Linked DNA regions of Mus musculus: region 2 is linked to region 1. The links are chromatin loops, found by intact Hi-C in ENCODE. Cell type or tissue: heart. All regions are shown on one strand.

Evidence for each region. Peaks named below come from ENCODE experiments on the same cell type or tissue, not always from the same donor. Only the 100,000 strongest peaks of a DNase experiment are listed, where the experiment ranks them.
Region 2: it touches region 1 in a loop (4-fold over the local background); 2 of 42 quality-filtered maps call a loop at or near these places.

What each region holds. Positions count from the first base shown.
Region 1 is chr4:148,873,802-148,881,801 of GRCm38, reverse strand. All of the region lies in intron 2 of Casz1 (castor zinc finger 1), which reads right to left. Among named protein-coding and RNA genes, the nearest start is that of Gm42352, 6.2 kb to the right of the region's middle. In heart, CTCF peaks have their summits at 204 (motif pointing right) and 3,418 (motif pointing right); DNase peaks (open chromatin) are centred at 261, 661, 2,741, 7,603 and 1 weaker place; H3K4me3 peaks cover 1,544 bases; H3K27ac peaks cover 7,406 bases.
Region 2 is chr4:148,951,680-148,959,679 of GRCm38, reverse strand. It overlaps Casz1 (castor zinc finger 1), which reads right to left. Exons shown (of 21, transcript NM_001159344.1): 21 at 4,788-8,000. The coding sequence ends at 7,109. It overlaps Gm13205 (predicted gene 13205), which reads left to right and starts at 7,358. Exons shown (of 3, transcript NR_154553.1): 1 at 7,358-8,000. In heart, no CTCF peak of the experiment used is centred here; DNase peaks (open chromatin) are centred at 2,853 and 4,329; H3K4me3 peaks cover 1,520 bases; H3K27ac peaks cover 5,116 bases; H3K27me3 peaks cover 1,340 bases.

The DNA.
Region 1 (8,000 bases):
CGACCACCCTCCCCAGGGGAACTCAGCCAGACAACTTATTGCTGCCATCCTCCTGGCCATGGCTGTTACAGCTCCGCAGGAAGCATCCTTCTTGCCATCCCAAGGTAACGTTGAAGGAAGGCGAAGCTCTGGGGGTTTGGAAAGAAGACTTGGCCCATTTTAGAGACTTAAACGTCAGAGTTCTACTCCGGGCGGTGCCACCAGGGGACGGGATCGGTGTCAGGAGTGGCTTGGCTAAGACTCCTTTCTTTCCACGCATCCTGCCTAAATAGACCGGCCTTCCAGAGACTCCTGGCTCCAAGCCCCAAAGCTGGAGTGGCCACCGGTGCTGACAGCACCCCTGCCGCCACCATAGGCCGGCCTTGCTTTCACAGGTTTTTCCCAGCGGGGGCTGGATTTCTGCCCAGCCAGGAATGTGCTCCCAGGATGTCAATTCTAATCTCCCCAGCGCTCTGACAGAATTAAGCTCCAGTTTGTCCGACAACATCCCAAAGTTTCAGAAATCCAGGGCAGGCTTTCTAATCAGACTGCAGGACAAAGGTCTGGCCTGACCCTGTCACTTCCATTTATGCCTCCTGTCTGTCTGGGCCTCGGCCTTTGGGCAGCTTCCTCCAGCCTCTGCCCTGGCCAGCCTCCCCCTCCCCCAAGCCCCCTGTTTCTCCGCCCAGAACTTCCCCTACCCAAGCCGGCCAGCTAATCCCATTGCTCTACCATTCAAAGCCTAGGGATCCCTGTAAGGCGACCCTGCTGGCCCTCAGCCTATTGGCCCAGCCTTGCTAAGGCTCCCAGTGGTCAGCTTCCTAGAAGGGATCTCAGGCCTCGCTAGGCTCCACCGTGGCTCTGGGGAGAGGTGCTAAAGTCAGTCCACTGCTGTCTCCAGCCAACCCCATCGAAGGTTCATTTAACTGCCCCTAAGGCAGCCTTTGGCCATCCTGTTGGAAAGGTCTAGAAAGCCTGGGTCATCTGTCACATTTGGAGGCCCTATGAGGTAGAGACTTCTCTCCCTCCAACTCTGGTGGTCACTACGAGGCGACCAACTGCCTATGATAAGCAGAAGTAGCCTTGAACCCAGAGTAGGCAGGACCTGGGACCTGGATTCAGGCTTTTGGTTCTCTTGGATTGGGGTATCATGAGAGAATGTAGACAGGGCCTCCTCCTCTCTCCACACTCCTCATTCCCTTTCCATGTGGCTCATGGCTGGGTATGGAGTGCTCAAACCTGCCTCTGTACGCACAGGAAGTTACACAAACGGTTAGGAAAGGCAAAACCTATGAGGGGACAGATAGATGTGGGTGGGGGCCACAAATTAAACTTGCTTTGTGTTCATCAAAACCTTCATGGGGGCAGAGGGAGGAGTGTGGACACAGCCAAGCGGGCATCCAGGGGTACACCATCTGTGAGCCTCATGCTGGCCACCAAGCTGACCGGTGGCAAGGGTTCCCAGGCAGGGGCGGGAAACCGGTTATATGCTTGTGAAGAAAGAGGCTGAGGAAGAAGGAATAGAGATGCCACTGAAGACAGGAAGAATCCAGCACAGCCAGGAAGGAGGGGTTGTCTAAGAACTACATGTCCTACGTGACACAGATGTCAAAAAGGTTCTGAGGCCAGGAGGGGTGCACACCTTTAATCCCACTCAGGAGACAGAGGCAGGCGGATAGATCTCTATGAGTTCAAGGCCAGTCTGGTCTACAGAGTGAGTTCTATCTAGGACAGCCAGGGCTACATAGGGCGACCCTGTCTCAGAAGGAGGAGGAGGAAGAGGAGGAAGAAGAGAAGAAGGAGGAGGAGGGAGGAGGAGGAGGAGGAGGAGAAGGAAAAGGAAAAGGAGAAGGAAGAGAAGGAGAAGAAGAAGAAAAAGGAGAATGTTCTAGAACGCCACAAGTAGGCAGGGCCATGCCATAGCCTTTCTGCTTCTCCAGAGACTGGCCCTGAGCCTTCACCAGTTGGGCCAGTAGGTCCCGAGGGCAGATCTGCATGGCATGGATGATAGATAGGCTGGGCTGGCAGAGAATTGGGTAGTCCTATCTGAATGGCAGTGGGGAAGGCTGTGAACCTGTAATAAATCCTTTTTTTTTCTGGAACCACAGTAATTTCATCTAGTAACAGAGACGTCCATGAGGGTCTCTCCTGGAGAACAGATGAACAACTGCCCATCAGCACTTCACAGAACTCCACTGTAGTTTTCTCTGTTCCCCTCCCCTGCCTAGTGGGTTCCCTGACTCCCCCCAAACTCCCAACTTTGCCTCTGGGCCTTTCTCTTTTCCCCCTCTTTCCTTGGTTGCTGAGCCGGGGTGTTGGTGAGCTATTGTCCACGCCCCCTCCTCCTTTTTTTGCTATTTATCAGCAGATTGTGTGGAGCTGAGTGGTGTGAGCCTCGCCCTGCTAAATAAAGCTTTGGTATTTCTGATAAAGCCATCAAATTCCTTATCACACTGACACAAAGTGCATTTAAAGAGACAGACACCCTGTCCCTCCCTGTCCCCACCCGCTCCACTCAGTTCAGATTTCCAGCTGCTCTGACACCAAATGCGGCTCCTGAGGATGGAGGTGGGGGTGGGGAGACAGGGGACAGACCCAAACCCTTTTTAGATCCTGCTTCTCCCCAGTAGAGCTGCCGGCACCTCGAACCCAGGGCTGGCCCCAGGGTGTGGCACACCGCTTCCTGGCACCATACTGTAACCAGTGGAATACTGTCATTGGAAAACGCCCTGAACTAGGGGATGTCCTTGTAAACAGAACAATCCCGTGTGAGGACAACAGCTGACCGGGGGAGGAAGAGTCCCTGGAAGCTGTGTGCCTGTTTAGCAGCCCAAGCCCTGTGACCTGGGATTTTGTGCTTGTAGCCAAAACTGCGAAGAGGGGACAAGAGAGGATACTGAAGCCGCTTTAGCGCAGGGAGGATGAGGGCTATGTCCCTGTGGGACCTGACTGTTCAGCATATGCTCTCATTCACTGGGCAAAGCCCTGACTCCTGACACAGCCCCACAGGCCGATAGGCCTATCACGCCATTTGACAGATGAAGAAACCAAGGTTGGCCCAGTTCCACACAGCCGGGGGCAAAGTCAGCAGGGGCTCTGGCCTGTCTGGCTGACTCTCTTACCATGAGAGACGTTTCTCCCTTAATCAGTCCTGAGAGCTGACCCCCTGGGTCAGGCTCTGCCCACCTCCTCGGTTATGATTCTGGTCCCTGTGCCCCAGGGTCCTCTCCCACCTCCCCAGTCCTAGCTCAAGAGCTCAGGTCTTGCGCCCACACACAGCTTGCTGGGTGAAGAATCAAATTTATTATTTTTAATTATTTTGATTTATCAAACTAGCAGCTACAACCATATTAAACCAACTTGGCTTCTTGGCATGCAACAGAAACAGCTGCTCCAGGACTCCCCCAGACTCCAGAAAATACCCTGCCTGTCCTCTTGCTCCTCTAGAGGGCACCTCAGGCTCCTGATCCAGCATCCCCAAATGTGAGGGACACATGACCCCTGCTTTTGTTCTTCCCCTACCAAAAGAAGGTACAACCGGAAGTCATGGAGGGCCAGAGGACAACCAAGGAACAAGATGGGGCACAGTTTAACAGCTGTTAAGGAGTTTTGGGGTACAATCGCCCCCATCCCCTGGCTCAGAAGACCTTCTAGAGCCCTGACCCTCAGGGAGTGGTGTCTGGCTCAACTACAATCCCCTGCAGTTAGCATTGGTGAGCAGGGAGGAGGCCATCTTAGAGTCCGGGTACTGGAAAGGCAGTACCATACTACAGGTTTCTGTGGGACATCCAGATCTCCATGTACCTAGGGCATAAGAGGAGGCTGGTCCATTGTGTGTGTGTGTGTGCGCGCGCGCACGCGTGTGTGTGTGTGTGTGTGTGTGTGTGTGTGTGTGTGTGTGTGTGTGTTCTGATTGAGGCATGTGAAAATGGCCATGATGCACACTTCAAAATTCTAAGCAAAACTGTATATAAATTGTATGAGTGGAAGACACCATCTCTGGCATTTTTTTTTAAAGCCCATAGAAGATACTCATAGAAGAGCCAATTCTAATCTCCAGGGGGATGGCAGCTCTTGTCTCCTCAATGGGGTGAAGAGGCCACTCATGCAGAAAGTCACTGTAACCCTCTGGACTCTCTCACAGAATAGCTTCATGCCTAAGTAACAGGCTAGGGTCAGACCAGGAGCTATGCTACCACAGGTCCCCACTACATCACAACCTGGCCAAAGAGAGCCCCACTCTGGCTGTAAGTTCTGAGCTCTGATGGGCACCTCGAGGCGTGTTATCTAAACTCTCTGAGGTCGAGTTTCCTTATCTGTAAAGTGAGAGAGGACCTGTCTCAGAGGGCTATGGAGACGGGAGACAACGAGTGCAGGGCCCTAAGCAAAGTTGGTGCACAAATTCAGTGTGCAGAAAGTGACAGCAACCATCACTGTCACGGGCGCCTCAACCTCTTCCTGACTAGTATCTGATAAGGGAGTGCACCTGGGGCTGGCGGACAGAAGAGCTCACCTGGGAGAGCCCAGAGCTGTCTCAGGGAGGCCATCCTGCTGCCCACCTGCACAAATGGCTTCAGGAGGCAGGAAGGGGACACGAGAATGACACGGGCAGTCACAGTCGCCTATCAAAAAACTGTCCATTCCCTCTGCTTTCCCGGGGACTCATGCCCTAATATGGGCCCTGTAGCTTTATGGGTTATTTCGAGTTCAGTGATAATGACTCTAAGTAGTGCTTCTGCTGCTTCTAGAAACTGTCCCATGCGGGTAGAGGAGCAGAAGGACAGTTGGCAAAGAATGGGAAGGACACAGGAAGTAGAAGGTCACAGCACATGGAGAGAGGGGCACGGATGGGTGAGTTATGGGGGAAGAAGACACAGGGCTTGACCAGTGTCCCAAGGAGATTGGAGACTCAGCTAGACAGGCTACAAGGCAGACACCTGGCCACGCCCTCATGCCCACTGTCTCAGGATACCCTGGACAGACCAGCTACTCGCTCCCAAGGGAGGGGTTTAAGAACCAGACTAAGCACCAAGCCTATCTCTTCACTCATAACTCTAGTGAGGGGACCTTCTGCCTAACAGCCAAGCTGGGCCCAGGGGCCCCTCGGAGCCTTGATTTATTTACGGACTAATTATCTTTCTGTTCAACCTTGGCCCATGGAGTCCAGACTGCAGAGGGTTAACTAGACAGAGGGGCTGGCTCTGCTTTTGCTCTACCTCATGCTAGAACTCCTATCACCTACCTCCCCCACCCCCTGATCTTAGGAAAAAAAACCCATCAAAATAACTATTTTATGTCTCCAAATATGCAGATCATTTTCTTTAATGAAAGATGCTTGACGTCTCCGATCCAATTAATATGCAAATGCAGGAGAGGATTTATTTGTGACATTCTGTCTGGGTGAGAGAAAACAAAAAAGGCCTGTTAACCAAAACACTAATTGCTGTGACTGATTGTCACATATCATCATTTTCATAGGGTCCCCTCCATTCCCGGCTCTCAGGGAGCTTGAAACCAGGACGCACGCATGCCACGCAGGCATCAAGGAGAAACAGGGCAACTGGCTACCTGCCAGCGCATCCCCCTCATCACGAGACCCCGTGCTGGGCTAGATGAGGTGGAGGGTCCTTGTGGCTCTGGTCCTCCTTTGTCTGTCTGTCCCTGACCTCCTGCCGCACTGCACTGGTTCATCTCCCTTGCTAGACTGTACCTTAGGCCTTAGGTGCTCACTGGCAAATGTGGGGAGTGTGGGCTCCATCGTCTATACATCCGTCTATACGTCTCTCCAGTGGAATCACCATGTGGCCTCAGCCCAGCCAACCTTGAGCCTTGGTGAAAGGAAGTGAAAGCAGGCTTCTCTTAGGAGGTAGAGGTGGGCCCTCTGGGCCCTCTCAGTCACCAAGCCCTGCCTCTCTTGTCTTTCATATGGCTTGCCCTTCCTTCCTTCCTTCCTTCCTTCCTTCCTTCCTTCCTTCCTTCCTCCCTCCCTCCCTCCCTCCCTCCCTCCCTCCCTCCCTCCCTCCCTCCCTCCCTCCCTCCCTCCCTCCCTCTCTCTCTCTCTTTCTTTCTTCCTTCCTTTCTTTCTTTCTTTCTTTCGTTTTTCGAGACAGGGTTTCTCTGTGTAGCCCTGGCTGTCCTGGAACTCACTTTGTAGACCAGGCTGGCCTCGAACTCAGAAATCCGCCTGCCTCTGCCTCCCAAGTGCTGGGATTAAAGGCGTGCGCCACCACCGCCTGACTGGCTATTTCTTTTTTAACCTCAAGGTCATCTTGGAACCTTGATGTACACCACCCAGGGAAACCGAGGCACGGCATCCTCTCCTTCAGAAGACATAGAGAGACTCTGCGGAATCTCCTCAAGACTTGTAAATAACTGCTGAAGCCTCTTCCCTGGCCCTGCCCGATGTGGTCGACAAAGTGGGAGTTAAGTGGTCCCGCCCACCAGCTTCTTTGGGAAGCTTCCATTTTCCAAAAGACCTAGGGTTTCTGCTGTCTCCTGTGCTCTAGGGACTTGGGGGAAAGGAAGGGGGGCAGAAGAGTCTCCTGTTCCCAAAGGCCAAGGGGAAGTCGGAAGGAAAAGGCATACCTTGTTCAAGTGACCTAGGAAAGGCGAAGAACATTCTGGGTGCCACGTGGTTCCAAAGACAAGGCTAAGAGACAGTGCAAGCTCCCCTAGAGTAGCCTTGTCCCCACACAGGGGCCAGGACTGAGAGAGACAAGAGGATACCAGACTCGGGGCCTGGTACCTTGGGGGACTGGTCTCCAACTCTGGAGCTTGGGCATCTTGGGAGTCAAGGCCTCTTCTGGGCATAGTGGTACACACCTATACCCAAGCACTTGGGCTGTAACAAGACAATCACTGGCTCAAGGCCAGCCTGGGCTACAAAGCAAGTTGGAGGTTAGTCTGGACTACATAGAAAACAATACCCTGTTTCAGGAAACCGAAGAGAAGGCCTCTTCTCCTGTTCTGTCCCCCTCCATAGAACGCTTCCAACTTTCCAAAAAGGTGGAAAACTTGAGATTGGACAATCAGAGCACAAGGCTGAGCTGTCATGGAGGTCCTTGGGATTTGCCCTGAGTGTTGGGCTCTCTGTCTGGCTGGAAGTTACAAAAAACCCAACACAAGCAGGAAGTACGCATTGAGCACCACCATAGGTTGGTCCAAGGCTGTGTGTCTGCTACTACGAAATAACTAACTAACGAGGGCTGGAGGAAGATGGTGTCTTCCCTCTTGATTCCCATCCCAGAAGTACCTCAGCCCCTGTTCCAAGCCCAGCTGCTTCCCTCAGGCGACTCCACCAGGGCCTTGAGGAAGAGCTGGCGCCAGGGCAGCATGGGGCAGACACTCTCCCCCCCAAAAGGCCTGCCCCCGCACCCTGAGAACAGGCTCAGCAGGATGCCGAGCGGGGGTGCTTGGAAGCCTTCCGGGAAGAGTATAGCCCTGGCACCATTCCCGCCGGGAAGGAGGTGAGTTGGGTCTGCTACAATGTCTGCTGCTCACCTGACTCGCGCCCACGGCGGCTAAGCACCAATAGGGTGTGCGTGGGTGCAGACGGGTGGCACGCATCATGGCGCCAGGAGCCCAGGGAGGAAGGGCAGGCGGCTGGGAGTGGCGGTAGGCTAGCTGGTCAGCTGAACAGCACCCTAGCTGTGAGCTGGAGTGGGAAGGCCCCACCCTTCCTTGTAGATGGCAGCTTGGGAAGCAGAATGGGAAAAAGGTGCGCCGTATATCGTCGGGCCCGTCTTACGGAACGCAGATCTCCCACTTTCCCCTGGCCCGTCTACCACATTAGTTAAGAGAGAGAAGCCCGGTCTTATTCCTACTTTGATGGTGCCCACCTCTTGGAAGCTCACCACACAGCCGTTGGGGCACAATACTTTGCCCTTGCCGTGCCATCATTTAAAGCCCCTTTAAAACAAGCCCATCTGTACATTAAAACCACTCATAAAGCAAAGGAGTGAACGGCTGTGGCTCTGAGGATCTATTAAAGCCAGACAACCGTGCCCACCCTACTGCCTCAC
Region 2 (8,000 bases), 78 kb before region 1:
GGCAGGGTGTAGACCTGAGCCATCAGAGGGCCGGACCGTGCCCTCTAGTGAGTGGATCACCAGGGAACACTGTTGCTACCGTCTTTGGTACGGTAACCATCTGTACTGCTGTAACTTCTGAGGTCCCTTCTAAAAAGAACCAGAAAAGTCTAGAGGGCCAGAGACCCTGGGGCAGAAATGAAGCCAGAGTGGGGTCTGGGGCAGCGAGTGCTAAGTGCTGTCATGTTGTGCTTCTTAGGGACATAGGAGCTGGGCCTGGAGGAGGTCTGTGCCCCTGAGCCTTCCCCACCTGGGCGTTACCAGCTTGGAAGGTTCTGGGCTCAAGCTCAGAAGAGAAGGGACAGAAACCTGAGTTCAGCTTTTGAGGACGGACTCTGGCTTGACTTCAGGGAAAGGAAAGCCCCTCCCCAAAACTGCGTGAGGGCTGCCTAATAAAGTCGGCTGCTGGACGGGGGAAACAGCCCTTTGAAAAAAAAGCCTTTCATTAGAAAAATAATGCATTTCATCCAAATAAGGTAAAAATATTTGGAATGGGGCAGAAGTGAGCAGCAGGCAGCGCCCGCCCGTCAGGCCCTTTCTGGAAGGGAGTGCACTATCAAACTCAATTACGATGTCTTTTTATAAAGTGTCGTTTGGGAGACGATGAACCCCAGTGTTTGGAGGCCATGCCCAGCTGTCTTGACCCCCCTGTATGAGCTCTCCTCAGACTCAGGCCTCCCCCAGAACCGGGTGACTCATTGGAACTACCTTGGGCAGGGCAGAAAGGCCAGATTGGGGGGTGCCACCCAAAGAGGAAGCAGTGCGGGGTTTGAGGACATCTGGAGCTTGTGTGGAGCCTGCTTTGGGCTTCGTGGGTACTGTTGGTAGGGAAAAGGGTTGCCCAGGGACTGCTAAGTTTGTGTCTCAACTATCAGGCTTCTCTGTTGTATGTGTGCATAGGTACATATATTTAGGAAAAACTTGTGACTTGGGAGGGAAGAGAGGGACCTTCTGCCCGGACGACTGAGTTAAGACTCGTTTAGTGATGTGTCTCGCTCGCTCATCTTGTATACAGTGCAACCCTCCTGGTGCTGACTAACTTGCCCATTGATAGAAGAACAGCCTCTGGCTGTCCTCTGGGGTCCTCATACCCTCTACTTACTCTGGGACCCAACCAGACTTGAGAAGACACTGGCTCGGAGCCCAGGGAAGGAAGAGACAGACAGACTGTATAGTCACCTCAGGAGCATGCTGAGTTCAGGGTTGCTTCATGCCTGTGCTACTGCACACATTACATACGGCCATGGAGGCGGGCTGTTTCTACAGCCCTGCCTGCACAGCTCAGCCCCAGAGCATAACCCTAAGACTCTTCATCAAAATGAGTCTGAGAGCTCAGCCTGCATTGTGGGGGACTTACCTGTATGATGACCAAATCTTCAGTTTGCTTTCATTGGAGGCTTTAAGGTTGGTGTCCTCCCATAAGAGGTTAAGATCCCTAGAGCTGCCTCTGGCTGTGTGGTGAGACCTGGAAAGACTTTAAAGGGCTAGGGATGTTGAGTCCGGTAGCATGGTCCAGCTGCCTGAGGGGCCACCACAGCAAGGACTGTTGGAGCCAGCTCTAGAGAGACCCTTAAAGGATAAAGAGAAGCTGGGCAGTGGTGGTGCACGCCTTTAATCCCAGCACTTGGGAGGCTGAGGCCAGCCTGGTCTACAGAGTGAGTTCCGGGACAGCCAGGGCTACACAGAGAAACCCTGTCTCGAAAAACAAAAGGATATAGAGAAGAAAGCCCACATAAACAGAGCAGTGGACGTGGCTTTCTGTGCAGCCGCTCCTTGACGTACAGCCAGCGAGCCCACCCTACATTGAAAAGTTAAGCAGGGAATTCATAGAACACACTAGTGTCCATCCCCACCCCCACTGCGACCTGGCACACTGGCACGGGGCTGTTGCCCTTGCCGTGGCTTGGTGGCTGCTTCTGGTTAAACTGTGCTTTGCTCTCTATGTGTGTGCATGCCCACGAAGGTGCACACAGAGGCCAAAGACAGCCTCCGGGCTCATCCTCAGGGGTACTGTCCGCCTCCTCTGAGACATCTCTCCTTGGCCTGCAGCTCACCGGCTGGCCACCAGCCCTAGCAGTCAGCAGTTTCTGCCTCCCCAGCCCTGGGTTACAGGTGTGTGACACCAAGCCCAGCATTTGTATGCAGGTTCTGTTGATCAGACTCGGGTCTTTGTACTTGCAGCGGAGGTGCTTTAGCAGCCAAGATATTCCTCTGGCCTCCATACACCCTAACTAAAGCTACTGTAACTTGGGTGTGTATGTGGCTTGACGCCTGGCTAACCTGTAGCCCTGACTGTGGCATCCTCTCCAGGGCTCTTGGCAAGGGACCTGTATAGATTCAGGGTAGAGCAGTTGGCCTCTAAAGGCTCAGGCAAAGCTAAAAGCTGCAAGTTTTGAGGCAGGCAGGTTTGGCGGAGGAGTGTGTGTGTGTGTGTGTGGGGGGGGGTGGTCTCCTTTTAGTCATGTGATTCCCACTGAGGCCAAGCAGCTGCCCTCCACCCCGTGGAAGTCCTGTTCTTTCAGCTTGGCCCCAGGTTGGGACAGCACTTGCCAGAAAGGATGGCGTAGGGGCCCCCCTTCTGCAGGGTCTTCAGATCCCAGCATCCTGGGGGCCTTGCTTCTTGGAGACCCGACCTGTCCTTAGCAGGATGTTTGTCCCTGTGTCCTGGCTCTAGGCCAAAGCCACCTGTGGAGCTGGAGCCACCTCTCATGACAGTGAATAGACACTGGATAGGGCACTGTCTTAGTACTGTGTATTCCCCACCACCATCCTGAGCTGGAGACAGGCTCTGCTCCATTACTAGAACACCCTAGCCAGTGCTGTCTGGGAAAGAGTCTGGCCGCTGAGATCAGTGGCGAGCCTGCACAGCTGCTTCCAGCTCATTCCTCCATGCTACAAAACCCTTGAATTTGCCCCAGTTTGGGTGTTGAAATGTCACACCACCACAGCTAATTAAAACCCAGAACAAAAACATGTTTTACAGCATTCTGAGTCCAGTACAGGGAATATCACGAAGCCCGGGTCTTGGGGTGGAGTGCCACCCACAACAGCTAGCTCCCTCCTAGGTCTAGGGGCAGGGGTGGAACACCATCCAACTAGGCTCATGTACCTGAAGCAGGGGTGTGTGCCCTTCTTGGCCCTTCAGGGGCAGCAATCCATCTCTGGAGCGATACCTAGTACCTGCCCCTGGACACTCTGCAGGTTGCTGGGAAGTAGGTCCCACCATCCCCTGGATGTGAGTCCGCCAAGGTCTAGCCAGGCCCAGAAAGCTTAGGGACAGGAGATGTGAGGATATTTGGGGAGGTCCATCAAGACTAGTAAACTGCCTAAGTACCCCCTCCCTTGGGCCTCATGAGTCTACCCCCAAAACTGCCTCCACTCCTCAAGTCCCACCCTGGTGACTACTGTGCCGGGGGGGAGCTCCGTGGCCACACCACCCACCAGTCTATCACCAGCTGAGCTTGGGACTTGGCTCCCTGCCTCCCCTCAGGCCCCACGGGAGGCCACACAGCCCACCAGGGCCTCTGAAGCTCCAATAAAGGCTTTAATTTGTTGAACTTGTGTTTTATCCCATAAATTAGTCACTGTTTTATTTAACAGAATCAAGATATCCACAAACAACAGGCGAGTTCCAACTTGAACATTTTAATAAGACCAAAAAAAGTCTCTATTTTCATGTCTGTTAGAAACATATTTATGTAAATAGCTTGTGGGCTGAGTTCCAGGAGCAAAGCAGAGAGGGAAGGGTGCTCTGAGCTGGGCTGGAGGAGAGCCTCTCTGGTGGGAGCGCCCAGCCTGGCATCAGCGGGTGAGGCTGTGCATGCTCTGGTCCCTGTACCCACACTGCCTGGAGCCTGAGTGTGCTCCAGGCTCAGTGAGGGGCATCAGTGCACAGCAAGGACCCAGCTTTGTGAGAAAGTGGCTGGCGGGAATTTGACAGGCAGGGCGATGGTAGGGAAGACCATGGCGGGCTCTAGATTCTCTTCCCAGTGTCCTTGGGCAGCTCTGGTCACTTCGAGACCAGCTCAGAGTGGGACTGGCACAATGCTGGTGAGGCTGAGGCCGAGGGGCAGTGTTGGGGTAGAGGCCACGTGACCTCTGGGAGCAGCAGGGCACCTGTACTTCCACCCAAACCGGCAGAAGTTTGACTGAACTTCCAAAGGTGTCCTCGGCCCTGGTGCCATCAAGGCCAGGAGCTCAGACCTTGGCGTGAAGGCTGCAGACCCATGACACTAGTCCTCTGGATCTGCCACCATGTGCTCCAAGCTGGAGCCTCGCCAGCATCCGGATGGATCCGGGTACGTGCTGTTCCTAGACTGGGCAGGTCCCTGCAGGAAGAAGGAAGGAGCTGAGGGATTCCCTTGCCAAGTGGCAGCCCTGTAGCCCCAGAGAATACACAGGAGGGCTGGCCAGAGTGTGGGACCTAGGGAGGCTTGAGGCTCCACTGCCGGGTGGCCCTTTCTAGGAGTGGTTCCTGGGGCTCAAGTGGTGTTCTGGTGGGATTGAAGGGAAGAGCAAGACCTGAGTCTCCATCTTTTTCCTTTAGCAAATAGTGGGAGAACCTGGCCTTATGCCCAGATGCAAAACTAGCCTGTCCCAGCACCCCTGCTCTCCCGGCTTTAAAGTAGCCAAGTCTCCCCTCCTCTCCCTGGGCTGGTATTTGGATCTTGGCTGTGCCTGGGCTACCCTACACATTGGGTCATGGCCAGCCTCTTGGGGATAATTTTAAAAATAAAAGATAACGTGATGGATTTTTTTTCCAGTTTTTATTGAGTGAAAATGTCAAACCTTGCATCAGTCATGCAAAAAAAAATCAAATAAATAAAACACATATATTAAATTTCTAATAGCACTAAATTCAAGTGGAAAAATATTCAGTTCTTAATAACCAGGTGCCGAGGAGACCAGATTCAAGTAATCAGAGCGCGCGCTGTTCAGGTCGGTTTCATGGTCTGCATTTTTTTTTTTTTTTGTCTCAAAACCTCTCTATATATCTCTATATATCTATATATGTATATACATATAGATATATACACACATATGTGCATACATATTACTTTTATATTTATATATATACACATACATAGTTATAAAACATTAAAAAGAGCATTGGTGGGTCAGGCATCGTTTTCCTCACAGAAAGAAAATAAAACAAAAATTACACATTAAAATTCAAGATGAGCTAGCAATGGCTTATAGTCCTAATGTGCAATATGAGGCTTACAAAAGGCTAGACTGCGCACTCTCCGCGGCTTTTTTTTTTCCTTTTATAATTTTTTATTTGATTTTGCTACATTGAAATTTTTTTTTATTTTGTTTTGTTGTGTTTTGTTTTTCTTTTCCTTTACAAAACTCCTTCCACAGAGGCAGAGTCCTGTGGTAGGTTAGAATCTGGGCGAACGAACTCTCAGCAGCATGGAGGCTCTGGCAGGGCCGGTTAGCAATCAGCGCGTTGCCTGTTGGGTACCCTCATCTCTCAGCTGTACCCTCCCTGCTCCCTCTCCAGTTTAGATGGTCCTGGCTTTCTGGCTGTGGGCAGCCAAGAGGGGACACACACACACACATACACAGATACACACTCTCACACACATACATACACTCTGATACAGATAAAGAAAACCACTGCCCCATTTGGGCAGACCCCATTTAAAGACCTATGGGCGGGGCTTCCTGCTGGCAACTCCCGGCCCTTCCATTACTTGCCGAATTGGCCTGGTTTCTTCCAGCCTGGCACTAGCCAGAACCTGGAGTGCACAGGTTTACCCCACAAGGCCGGCCTCAGACAGCCTGCCCCTACCAGAATCTGGAGCAGCCTCTGGCCAAGTAAGTGCCTGCAGGTGAGCCCTGTGCAGAGTCTAAGTGGCCTCATTGCCTCCGGGAAAGGGGTATTTTGGAAAAGGAACCAGATCTGGGTGGGCTGCACCTGCACGAAAGCATCCCAAATAAAATAATAAAACAAAACTGGAACGAGAGAGAGAGAGAAAGAGAAAAAAAAGCCCTATAAAGCCACACGCATAACCAACAGAAAAACCCTCAAATGTTAAATTAGCTACAAACTTGTATCAAGAGAATAGTCTTTTTTTTTTTCCTTGTCTCTACAAAATTCAAGTTAAAAGTTGGAATCCCGCAGCCCCCATCAGTGCTAGTGTGAGGACAACGCCTCAAACCGAGGCCTTGAAAGTAAATGCACAACAATTCCACAGGAGCAATTGCACTCGGGTCCCCAATCCCAGGGCTGGGCTGAAGGCGAGGCGAGGCTCCCCCCGCACTCGCCTGCTTTTTTTTTTGTTTTTTTGTTTTTTTTGTTTTAGTTTTTTTTGTTTTTTTCCGTTTTCCCCCTTCTCTTTTTGTTCTATGTAGAATAATAACCTTTACAGGAAAAATACTGTACAACTTTCTTGGATTTTTTTTCCATTTTGATTATTAAAGCCAAAACCAGTCGCAGCCTTCCTGTTTGCACCAGTGGCTGAGACCCTCACCTCCAGGCCCCCACCAGCTGTGCCTGCCTTTGGGCCACAGCCTCAAATTCGCTGGAGGGTGGGCTGGGGCCTGAGTGTCACCAGACCTGGACCACAGCTTGGGGGCGGGGATGCCGGCTTGCTGCTGATTCCATGAGATTCCCTCCATGTCCCTGTAGTGTCACCCGTGCTGATGCTGACCGTCTTCGGCCGGCCCTCCCCTGAGCCAGGAGGAGGTCTTAGCTGCATTGGGGCGGGGGGGGGGGAGAGAACCAGATGCTACAGGAGCCTGCCGCCCCCACAACCCGGTGACCCCCGCGGGGAGCCCCTGAGCAAACAAGGACCTCGCGAGTGGGTACCGAGAGGAGTGCAGGTCAGTGCTGCCACCCCGACACAGCACCTGCTATTCCCTGAACACCCGCTCGGGCGGGCGGGGAGGGCGCGGGCGGCCCGAAGCACCAGAGGGGTCCCCGCCTCGCCCTGAGACGGACTCGGGGTCCGGAAGCACCGGCGGGGCCAGGGCGCCTCACTCCCTGGGGCGGCCCAGCGGGGTCTGTACACAGGGGTTCACATACAGAGCAGTTCTAGAGGGGGCTGGGGTGGCGCGGCGGCTAGGGTGATGCGGCGGTGGGCGCAGGGCCGGGGCCACCCAGGGCTGCCAGCGGGGTCCGCGCGCCCGCCTCGCCCGCAGCCTCGGGCAACGACTCCTCCGAGTCGGTGCGCAGGTCCTCGTCGTCGTCATCATCATCATCATCCTCGTCGTCGTCGTCCTCTTCATCGTCATCCTCGTCGTCGTCCTCGGCCTCCTCCTCCGGCAGCTCCAGCTCCTCGTCGTCCTCTTGGGAGGACTCCCCAGCGGTGGCTGTGGCTGTGGCTGTGGTGGTGGTGGTGGTGGTGGCGGCGGCAGCGGGGGTGGGCGCAGCGGGGCCGTCCCGAGTCCCGGAGGCGGTGACAGGTGGGCCGGGGTCCCCCGTGTCCCCGAGCAGGCCTAGGCCCGCAGCCGCTGTCTGCAGGAAGAGCAGCGAGCCCTGCTCGGCGGCCAGCGTGAGGGAGCCGTCCAGGTTGACAGGCGCACCCGGAGAGGCTGCGGGAGGCTCCCCTCGCTCCTGCTTCTCGTGCTTGCGCTTGTGCGAGTCCATCTGCGACATGCCCACCACTGTGTGGCGACAGCCCGGATAGGTGCAGTGGAAGTGCGAGCACTTGAGCTTGTACTTGCAGTCGGGCACTGCGCAGTCGGCGCTCGAGCTGAACTGGCAGAAGCCAGCGGCGCTGATCACGTCCTGCTTGCCGTGGTGCTTGCGGTGCGCAGTGACCTTGGTGCTGTCTGTGCAACGGAAGCGGCAGCGCAGGCAGTGGAAGTGCGTGCTGGTGCCCGAGAACGGGCAGTCGGCGAAGTGGCAGCTGAGGGAGGCCTTGAAGCGCTTGAAGTCGTCCAGCACCAGGTTGTCCACGCGGTCGTGGTGCTGTGCGTGCTTGTACATGTGCGTGCGTCCGCAAAACTTG